Linked DNA regions of Homo sapiens: region 2 is linked to region 1. Evidence: chromatin contacts called from ENCODE POLR2A ChIA-PET data. All regions are on one chromosome and are shown on one strand. Each heading gives the region's core, a stretch centred on a gene start or an enhancer-like site at or near the end of the contact. The rest is flanking DNA. Distances are from core to core; before and after follow the strand shown.

Region 1 (4,881 bases), core at 1,294-3,793:
CATTTCAAACTGGCGCACTCCCAGTTCCAGCTCCGCAGCTACCTTCCTGGTGCCTCTTTCCCTTGTCGAAATTCTGTCGCCTTCTGAGGTCTTCCACACCACCCTGCTCCCTGTCCCTATTAGAAGTTGCCCCTCTTTCTATGCTTGCTTTAAAAAAAAAAATTTCTTTAAGGCATTTATCACATTCTACCATGACATCTAGTTATGTCCCCTGCCACAGATTTGACGTCAGGCCTTCAATTTAAACAGATCAACACAAACTATTTTGCAGATATCTCAGGAATGAACTCCCAGTTCTTGTTTTGCAAGGCCTCCCCAGAGGGAGTCTCAGCTTGAGTTGTCCACTCAGACCCCATGGCCCCAAGTCAGTAAATCAATTAAAAAGCCGAAAGATTCTCTGGGCAACTTTAAAGGCCTTGTGACATTTCTTGAAAGGAACTTGTCAAAACCTGCAGCCATATCTTATCTTTATCTCAGCTAAATACCAGGCAGACCAAAGATGGCTGTTTATTTTTCTTGTGCTTCAAATAGGCTTACAGAGAGCTCTGGTCCAAGGCGTAATTATACGGATGTGGTTGTGCTTCAGTCACACCAGGAGGGACCTGGAAAAATACTTCTGGGAATGGCACGTTGACTCCCAAGCCACCATAGCAAGACTCCAGAGCATGTTTATAAACCACAGCTTCACAACAGGAGCGGCCCCGAGGTTTTTCTATCTCTTGCTCAAGTATGGAATTTAAATAATCAAAGATGATCTTCCTACTTCACCCCCGTGGTTCTGCTATGTCCAAGTTCAGACTGTAAACACACTACGTGTAGATTTATCTAATTAAAATGCAGTTCACCAGCTGTGTGATGCTTATGTCAATGAATGTTTTTTAATAAATTAAAAACGGTTGGCTTGGAATTTAAGTGGTTCTGTAAGAAGCTTAGAAAATCTTTTCAGTGAGAATTGGAAATCACTTCAATGCCAGCTACAGAGTAGGAAGACAATATCTCTTTGATTAAAAGTGTTAAGGCTGCTTTCTGAATTCAATTAAGTCTTAGTTTTCAGAACAGATAATGCTCCTGAAAAAAAAGTATGCATACCCTGAATTTTTCTAAACAATATCTTAAATGCACTAGATACATATTTAAAAGATTCCTATAACAATTTATTTTTTGGCAAATTTAGTTTTGGGAAAAGGCAGCTTTCCTAATGTTAGATTTCTTAACAATTTACCTATAGGGAAAGGAGACAACCTGGACGAGGTGAATGGAAAGGGAGGCTTTTAAAACGAGGGGATTGGGAGGAGGTGATGGGGGCCAGTAAGATGGTAGAAAAGAGGAAAAGTTTTTGATTTCTTCTTGCCTGGCCTACGCCTGGCCGAGAAAGCTGGGGAAAGACTCGCTGTTGCCTAAATCCCTGCCCTTGTCCTACTTTTAGCGTCACCCTAAATCATGTGTGTTCTGGTCCACAAACAGCTAATGTACTTCCCAAGCACAGAGAAACACTGAGCCCATGGTATGGAGCTTAGACACAAGGCGAAGAACTCACATGGACAGCACCCAGACCGGGAGGACAGCCACCTCCCACCTTTCTCAAGAGGGTTTGGGCAATCAGCTTCGCGGGGCTGAGGGACCCGGCCGCCTCCCTCGCCCGGGGTGCGCGTCTGCTTTCGCAGCCATCTGTGCGCCGGGGCCATCCCGCGGTAATCGGATCACGGACGCGCGGCCTGGGGCGCCGGAAAGGGGGCCGGGCTGTTCCAATCTGCTGTCTACACTGGCGGCGGACAAAAGTTGTCCTCTTCGTGGTAGGAAAACGCAATCGCGTTAATCCGTTGGGCCGCTGTGAAAGCCTTTCCCCCACCGGGAAGGTCTGTTTCACTCGGGGAGAGGTGACAAGGCCGCCCCCGCCCCCAGGCCAGGCACGAACCCCGCACAGCGCTTCCGGGCGCCCAGGTTTCCGAGCCAGCGGGGCCGGACTGAGGGCGCCGGGCATAAGAAAGCCGCCCTCTGCGCGCGGGGCTCTCCCGCGGGGGTTCCAATCGTGGGCACGGAGCACGCGAGAAAAATGGGGGTCGTTGGGAGGACGGCGCCGGCGCCTGGGGCGGAGGAGCCCGAAAGGGCGGGTGGGCGCGGGGACTTCCGGACAGAGCGCGGTCCCCGCGAACTTTCCCGGGACGGCGAGCCCGGCCGGGAAGAGCCCCAGCTCGCGGAGCCCCACTCACCATCTCTTTGCGGAGCAGCGCCAGAGCGGCGTCCAGGTTGGGAGGCTTGGCGGGCAGCGCTGCCGCCCGGGCCCCGCCGCCGCCCGGGCCCCCGCGGCTCAGCTCGTCCTGGATGCGCGACTTCTGCGCGTACAGCCGCTCCAGGTGCCGCCAGCCCCCAGACGCGCCGCCGCCCGACGCCGAGTGCAGCAGCCCGCTCAAGCTCTTTGGCAGCGGGGGCAGCCCGTCCACCCGCAGCCCCCGGACCGCGCCGTTGCCCGCGGCCCCGGGCGCCGCCCGGGCCCCACTCATCGCGCCGCGGCCCGGCCACGCGCCTGCCCCGCTGCAGCGAACCAAGGCTTTCCCCCGGCCCGCCCCCTTCCCGGCGGTGCCCCGCCCACTTCCCCTCCCGCGCCACGCCCCCCCGGCCCCGCCCCCTCTCCTCGAGGCCCCTGCGCGGGCCCCGGGTCCGGGTGGCGTCCGCGTCCAGCAGCCGGGCTCGCCTCCACCCGGGTCTCCTCCTCCCTCGCGCCCCTCCAGCGCCCTAATTCATCTCCAACTCCGCGTGACTACCCTCTAACCCCCCGACTCACCTCCAGCCCCGTCACGAACCCTTCTGTGCCACTCCCTAGCTCCGAACCTACTAAGCCCCCCGCGACCCGCAGCTTCCCGGTTCACCCCCATCTCTGTCCCCACCTCCTCTGAACCACCTCCCAGCTTCCCGGCTCACCCCTAGCTCCGAACCCTCTCACCCGCGCCACCCCGAACCCCAGCTTCCCGGCTCACCCGCATCTCTGTCCCCACCTCCTCTGTGCCAACCCCCAGCTTCCCGGCTCACCCCCAGTTCCGCCCCCACGCCCTCTGTGCCACCCTCAGCTCACTGGCTCACCCTCAGCTCCGAACCCACTCACCCCCCACCCCAGGCTTCCGGATCACCCCCATCTCTGCTCCCACCTCCTCTGTGCCACCCCCAGTTCACTGGCTCGCCCCCAGCCCCGTCTCCACTCCCTCTGTCCCACCCCTCAACGCCCGCTCACCTCCAACCCGGCTCCAGACTTCCCCCTTACCTGCCAGCGCTCCTCAGCTCCTTGCCTCACCGATCCCTGCCCTGCCCAGGGGGCGGCCCAGCTTCAGATCCCACGAAGCAGGCCGTTGCAGGGGGTGGGGGTACCGAGGCTCTGGCTCACAACCGGCAGGACGTCGAGGGCAGGAGGCCTGGCTCTGGTCCCAGGACCCCCGGCCCTCCCCGAGGGCGGAATCCAGCCCGCCTCCTGCTGCCTCCCACTCGCCGCGGGGGGCGGCTGGGGGCCCCAGACCCGGGCAGGTCGCTCCTTGCCGCCGGGCGCGCTGGCCTTCTCAGCACGGCCTTGTCCAGCAGTACCCGCAGCAGTCAGCAAGAACGCCAGACCCACTTTTGAAACTTCAAAACACTAGTAAACATGCCTTTCATTCTGGCCATAAACACAAGAGTAACTCTAAGTGGAAATGTCAGGAAACCAGAGAAAGGGATTAAATCTCGGAAATTATCCATCAGCTCAGGCAAAAATAAACACGACGCACACCTCAGAGGAAAAGAGAAGAGAGAGAGAGACTCTGCCCCTCCCAGGAAAAGTAAAAATGACAGGCAGTTATAACCAGATTAGAGATAGAAAAGATCAAGAAGTAAACGCTACAGCCCAACCGCAGATTAAAAACTAATGCAGTGTATAGATTGGATAACTTTAATGCCCATTCATTATTGGCTTTAATTATAAAGGGATTTAATTTTCTAGCTACATTCAAGGGGATCAAAATTATAAAGTGTTCTGAGCACTTCAGACACCCAACATAAAAGAGCCCTGCACTTTGGGTTGTTTTATACCCTTTACCACCTCCTAGAGCCCACCCCAGAAGCAGTGTCTTTGAAATTGGCACAATATTCTCCCTGGACGGTTGCAAGTGGGTGAGACTGATATGAAGAAGCTTTAGTGCAGGCGGTGTGATTGACAGCACCCAGGCTTCCCACCCCACCCACTGCCCAGAATTTTCCGCCTCTTCACTGTGCCTCACCTTCTACTAATTACCTAGTCACATTTCTGGATGTCAGGTATTTATTCATTCACTTATGTAAACGGTGGGTGTCTTCAGGAGAGTGACCAGTCTGCCTGTGTGGGAGTAAGGGAGAGGAAGGGGTGGGAAGCATTTTGACATTCGGTTCACACCTTAGCATGAATTTTTTTTTTTTTATGAGACAGTCTATCACTCAAGCTAGAGTGCAGTGGCGTGATCTCAGCTCACTGCAACCTCTGCCTCCTGGGTCAAGCAATTCTCCTGTCTCTGCCTCCCAAGTAGCTGGAATTACAGGCATGTGCCACGACGCCCGACTAATTTTTGTATTTTTAGTAGAAATGGGGTTTCACGATGTTGGCCAGGCTGGTCTCGAACTCCTGACCTCAGGTGATCCACCCACCTCGGCCTCCCAAAGTGCTGGGATTACAGGTGTGAGCCATCGCGCCCAGCCTGCATGAATTTCTTTAATTTCACTGGTTACAATGCAGTCTCACCTGTAGTACCTAGCAGAAATCACTCAAGGTAGGTGATAGGAGATTCAGCTATGTGATGGTGAAATAAGAAAAGAAATCACTTTGAAGTATCGGGGCACTGAAAGCATTTTAAAGCACATACTTCAGAGAATTACGGATTACAGAAGGAA
Region 2 (4,881 bases), core at 721-3,220, about 14 Mb after region 1:
ACAATGTCTACTCTAGCAAATTTTCAAAGTCATAATAAAAATAAAATAGGATGACTCGGTGGTGTTTTAGCTGGTACTTTTCCAGTTTTCCTTTTACAACATAATCAACAATGACTTCAAAAGGATTTCCCCCTCCTTCATGGAATATTACTACCTTCAACACGGCCTTTCAGATCCGGAGTTCAAAGCATAGTTAGCATTATAATTTCAGCAGAGAATCCAGAATTGGCAGGATATCACCAGTAGGGTGACTTTTTTTCTTTTCCCTAGCAAACAGTAGAGCAGTATGTAGTTTCTCCCCCCGCCCAGACGGAGTTTCGCTCTTTCTCCCAGGCTGGAGTACAGTGGCACGATCTCGGCTCCCTGCAACCTCCGCCTTCCGTTTTCAAGCTATTCTCCTTCCTCAGGCTGCCGAGTAGCTGGGATTACAGGCGCCCCCCACCACGCCAGGCTAATTTTTGTATTTTTAGTAGAGGCGAGGTTTCACCAAGTTGACCAGGCTGGTCCCGAACTCCTGACCTCGTGATCCGCCCGCCTCAGCCCCCAAAGTGTTGGGATTACAGGCGTGAGCCTCCGCGCCCGGCACAGTATGTAGTTTCTAACTACAATTTCAAAAACAAAAACAAAAAAACCCCCCCCGCCCCCGCAAAAAAAAACCTCAAAAAAAAAAATGTGACACATAAATACACAACCTTAACTGTGTATTTTACTGGGATTGTAGAAAGGTATCAAATGGGCATGCAAGTAAGGTCCTTACGGAGTAAGAAAACGCCCAATGAACAGTACTTAATATGAATTCGACATCGTTAACACTGAGCGCTTGCTGTGTGCCAGCGCGCAGCATAATTCGAAGCAGCATGACTTTGCACAATGACATATTCTACAAGTCCAGTTTCCTAAGGAGTGCCCTTAGGTTACATATAACCTAAACGTGAAATGTAGAAGTACATAAAGGAGGCATAAAGTTAAAGGGGAAAAATTATAAATACTAGAAAAAATTGCATTGTATTATTTTGATGGCTGAAAAATGGGCTCGACCCTGCATGCACGCGTTCTCCATTGAGCTCGACAATATGCAGTATTTTGTTTCACGTTATGTCGCAGTCTTAGGGAGGAGTGAAACGTGGAACACGACTTCACATCAAAAATGCACGTTGCAGAGGCATTTTTCCTTCGGGGACGCCGGAAGACTTCGCCACACGCGCGCCCTCTCCGCGGACACCAACGTGCTGACGCATGTTCATTAGCGAGCTGCTCCCTCCATTTTGTCCCCAGTCTCCTTTAGGCGAACTGCGCGGTTCTATGTTAAAGCCACTTAGTAATGAAACTATAAAAGGGAGGAAGTGGGGTGGGCGTGGGAGCCCCGTTTGCGCAAGGCAGGCGCGGGGGACTAAATGGCTGCTGGTGCAGAGTGGGGCTGCCCCGGCACCAAGGGCTCGTCCCGTGGCCGGAAGGACAAAGGACACTTAGGGGACGAGGGCCGCCGAGCCAGCGCGGAGCGCCTTCCGGGTCGGTGGGCTGGGGCGGGCTGGGGGCTGGGGCCGGGCCGACCCCCGCGGTGGGGCCCACCCCGCAGGACAAAGCAGCGGCCCCGCCCCTCGGCGCGCGCCCGAGGCTCGTGCGTGTGAGCACGCGCGCCGGAGACGGTTAGAAATGGCGGTTGGGGCGGAGCAGGGGGCTGGCGCGGGAAGCGGGGCTGTCTGGCTCGGTTACGCCCCCACCTCGCCAGGAATCTAGGAGTCGGTTTGTTTTCCGAACCCATCTCCTTCCGCTCTCCCGCCCCTGCAGGCTGTGTGCCGAGCTTGGAAGAAAGTGTGACCCGTTCGACGGAACAAAGGACATGACAGCCCGGCCCCGTGCGGCCACTGCGGAGCGTTAGGAACATTCCCTAAAATGGCGGCCGGCGCGTCGGAACAGGGCGGGAGGCGGCGGCGCGTGGGGGCGGGACGGGGAGGGGCGCGGCCAGCCGGGCTTCTGCTTCCGCGACCCCGGCGGTGCAGGGCGGGTGGAGTCGCGGAGTAGTCCTCATGGCCGCCCCGCCGGAGCCCGGTGAGCCCGAGGAGAGGAAGGTAACCTGGGGGTCGGCGGGGCGCGCGCCGCGGGTGGGCGGTGGGTAAGGACGTTCTCCGCGGAGCTCCTAGGCCCGGAGCACGTGTCACTGGCTTCTCTGCCACCCATGGGCTTGAAACTATTTTAACTGTTCCTAGTCCTTATCCCAAGCCTCCAACATTTTAATCTAAGTGGCCGGGACAAAATTGACCAAAACTAGGGGGAGGAGGGGACCAGTAGTACTAATGACTTACTACAGGTCATTATGAAATAAGCTAACAATACTGAATCTTTGGCGAGAAAATTTTGCTGCTAAGGGCACTGCACTGTAATTTGTTAGTAAAGGCTAATAGTAGAGATTAAAGCTCCGTTGAGGACAGGTGCCTTGTCTTTAACACGTTGTATTCATCACATTTAACATAGGAGTAATTGCTGAGGGATGACTTGATTGTACTACGATGAGATGAAGGGTTAAGATTTCTTCCCCATCACCAGTAGCCTCCCTAGCTGGTGTCCCTGTCTCCATACTCTCCTGAATCCACCTTCCACTATTGTCCGCTGGCCCTTTCCAGCCTGTAAACTGGACAGTTTTCATTCCTCTGCCTAACATCCAGTCGTAGCAGCCCATCCTATCTCTTTAAGGATAAAACCCAAATTCTTGGTATAGTAAAGCTAAACCAAGCGCTCTCCCTGGAAGGGCTCCTGTGTTTCACCAAAGCTGACTTACGTACTTTCCCCATCTTCCCAGGCATCTTGTACGTCGTTACATTTATCATATTGGAAGGTAATAAATGATCTTGTTTTCCTCTTTTCCTGGGCTCCTTATTAAGAGCAGGGAACCTAATTTATATCCTCAGGGCAGAACAGGTATTCAGAAAAGAATAATGCAAGAGGAAAAAAGTTTAATATAAACTAGGGAGATCGTAACATTGGCTAATCACGAGCAAATATTTATAGAAGACCCACTGTGTGCTAAATGGCTCCTAATATATACTTAAGATATTCTCCCAGCTTGGAAATTCTGCTCACTTCTTGCTCTTGCTTGCTTCTCTGGTGGGCTTCCATCCAAATTTGGCCATGACATCAGATCATATGGTTAATATTAACAAATATTGTATAAATTGTTTTCATACTTAATATCCAACAGGTTGTCAGTTTACGTACTACTGGTGCCTTATCTGTTTTTACTGTCCCATACACTGCCCATCTGGAATAAGCTTAGTGTTTAAAAAAAAAAAAAGATCTTTGCATACACACAGTAAATCCTAGATTCAGTTTTGTGATAAACACTGGAATCCTGAATGGGACTTTTGGTAGGAGATAACTGCTGTTTTTAAAGGTCATAAAGGTGGTTTAATCCATTGGAAATTAAAAAAAAAAAACTTAAAAGAGGATCAACATTGACCTATTTAACTGGCCCATCAGTAAGTAGCAAAACAATACTGTAGTTGTTGAAATGAAGATAGTTATAAGCCTCAAACCGAGCACAGTCAGAGGTGGGAGGCCAAAAAAACAAAAATTGCTCATGAAACAGTAGTACCTATCAGAGCCCATCAAAAAGCTAATTAAATTAATAGAAGCTATGATGAATTAACAGCCCAAGGTGCTGTCAGAAAGGAAGCCTGCGGTTATTTTTTTTAAAAGAATTTGTCAGTGATCATTCCAGCACAACCCAGGGAGGATTATTTTATTATAAGAATTAGCAAACCTAAAGTAAAAATGGGAGTTACCAAGCTGGCATACCTTGATAGAACTAGCCCCTAAAAACTGTCCTCTGCCACATTCTTGTCCTTTAAGAAACTTTAAAATGTGAAATTTGGTACATACAGGTAAATTCACATTCAGGTAAATTCTTAATTCACCCATTCAAAAAATATTTAGAGTACCTACTGAGTATTAGACACTGAACGAGGTACTAGACTGATCAAGACAGGAAAAATCCCTTTAAGGAGCTGACATTCTACTGGAGGAATCAATAAGCAAGACTTCTACTGAGCCAGTCATGCAAAGATCCAGGAGAAAGGCAGCATGTGTTCGTTCGGTAATAACCATCTCGGCTTGTTAGAATGGCAAGGCCACTGTACCTGGACTAGTGGACAAGAGTAGGATATGAAAGAGCATGGGATCATGTAGGGCCTTTGGAGCAATGGTAAGGATTCTGAGCATAATCGGAGGCTACAGAGGACTTATTATAGTCATCTGATACACATTTTTATGAGTAGAATCAAGATCTGAAAGGTACTGTTGATAGATGGTAATTTGATAGGACAGGTTGAGCTTCCCAATTCAAAAAAAAAATTGTCTTTTGATGTATCAGTTTCAGATTTGGGATGCTCAACCTGTATTAGCAATGAAGTTGGTGGGCAGTGGTCTGGCTCAGGATGTATTTAGAATGTGGATCCTTCCAGACTTGCTAATATATTTGATGTGGATTTGATGAAGGAATCAAGGATGACTCTTAGTTTTTGGGTCTGAAAATTGGTTGAGTAGTGTGCCATTAAGAGGAAGGTTTGGAGGTGAAAATATATTTTGCAAATACGAGGTTCAAGGTGCTTTTTATACATAAAAGTGTCATTCATTAAGCAGATGAATGAGGCTGAAGCTTGGGAGAGATTAGGGTTTGATTTAGAAATCTGGAGTCATCATATAATGGCATTTAATTGAAAGCCTTGGGATACCTAGGAAGAGACTAGATTCCAAAGGAGTTAAGAGTGGCACTTCAGAATCAGGTCTGTAGAGGAGGGAACAGCAACAAAAATGTCAATGAAATAGAAAACCAGGAGACGTATTTGAAGCCAAGTAAAAGTAAAAAAGTTTCAAAAACAAATGATA

Evidence for each region. ChIA-PET counts read pairs that join two places held with the same protein, here RNA polymerase II (POLR2A).
Region 2: POLR2A ChIA-PET joins it to region 1 with 10 read pairs in T-cell. The contact joins the promoter of COX20 here to the promoter of FAM89A in region 1. POLR2A ChIA-PET finds 5 or more read pairs at or near these places in 2 of 52 experiments (T-cell and naive thymus-derived CD8-positive, alpha-beta T cell).

The regions. Positions count from the first base shown.
Region 1 is chr1:231,037,711-231,042,591 of GRCh38, forward strand. FAM89A (family with sequence similarity 89 member A) reads right to left here and starts at 2,544. Exons shown (of 2, transcript NM_198552.3): 1 at 2,211-2,544. The coding sequence starts at 2,501. RefSeq lists an enhancer at 1,222-1,903 and silencers at 1,566-1,645, 2,286-2,335, 2,596-2,705.
Region 2 is chr1:244,833,688-244,838,568 of GRCh38, forward strand. It overlaps COX20 (cytochrome c oxidase assembly factor COX20), which reads left to right and starts at 1,971. Exons shown (of 4, transcript NM_198076.6): 1 at 1,971-2,069. The coding sequence starts at 2,028. RefSeq lists enhancers at 1-641, 1,145-1,204, 1,745-1,864 and silencers at 1,365-1,704, 1,945-1,994, 2,035-2,324.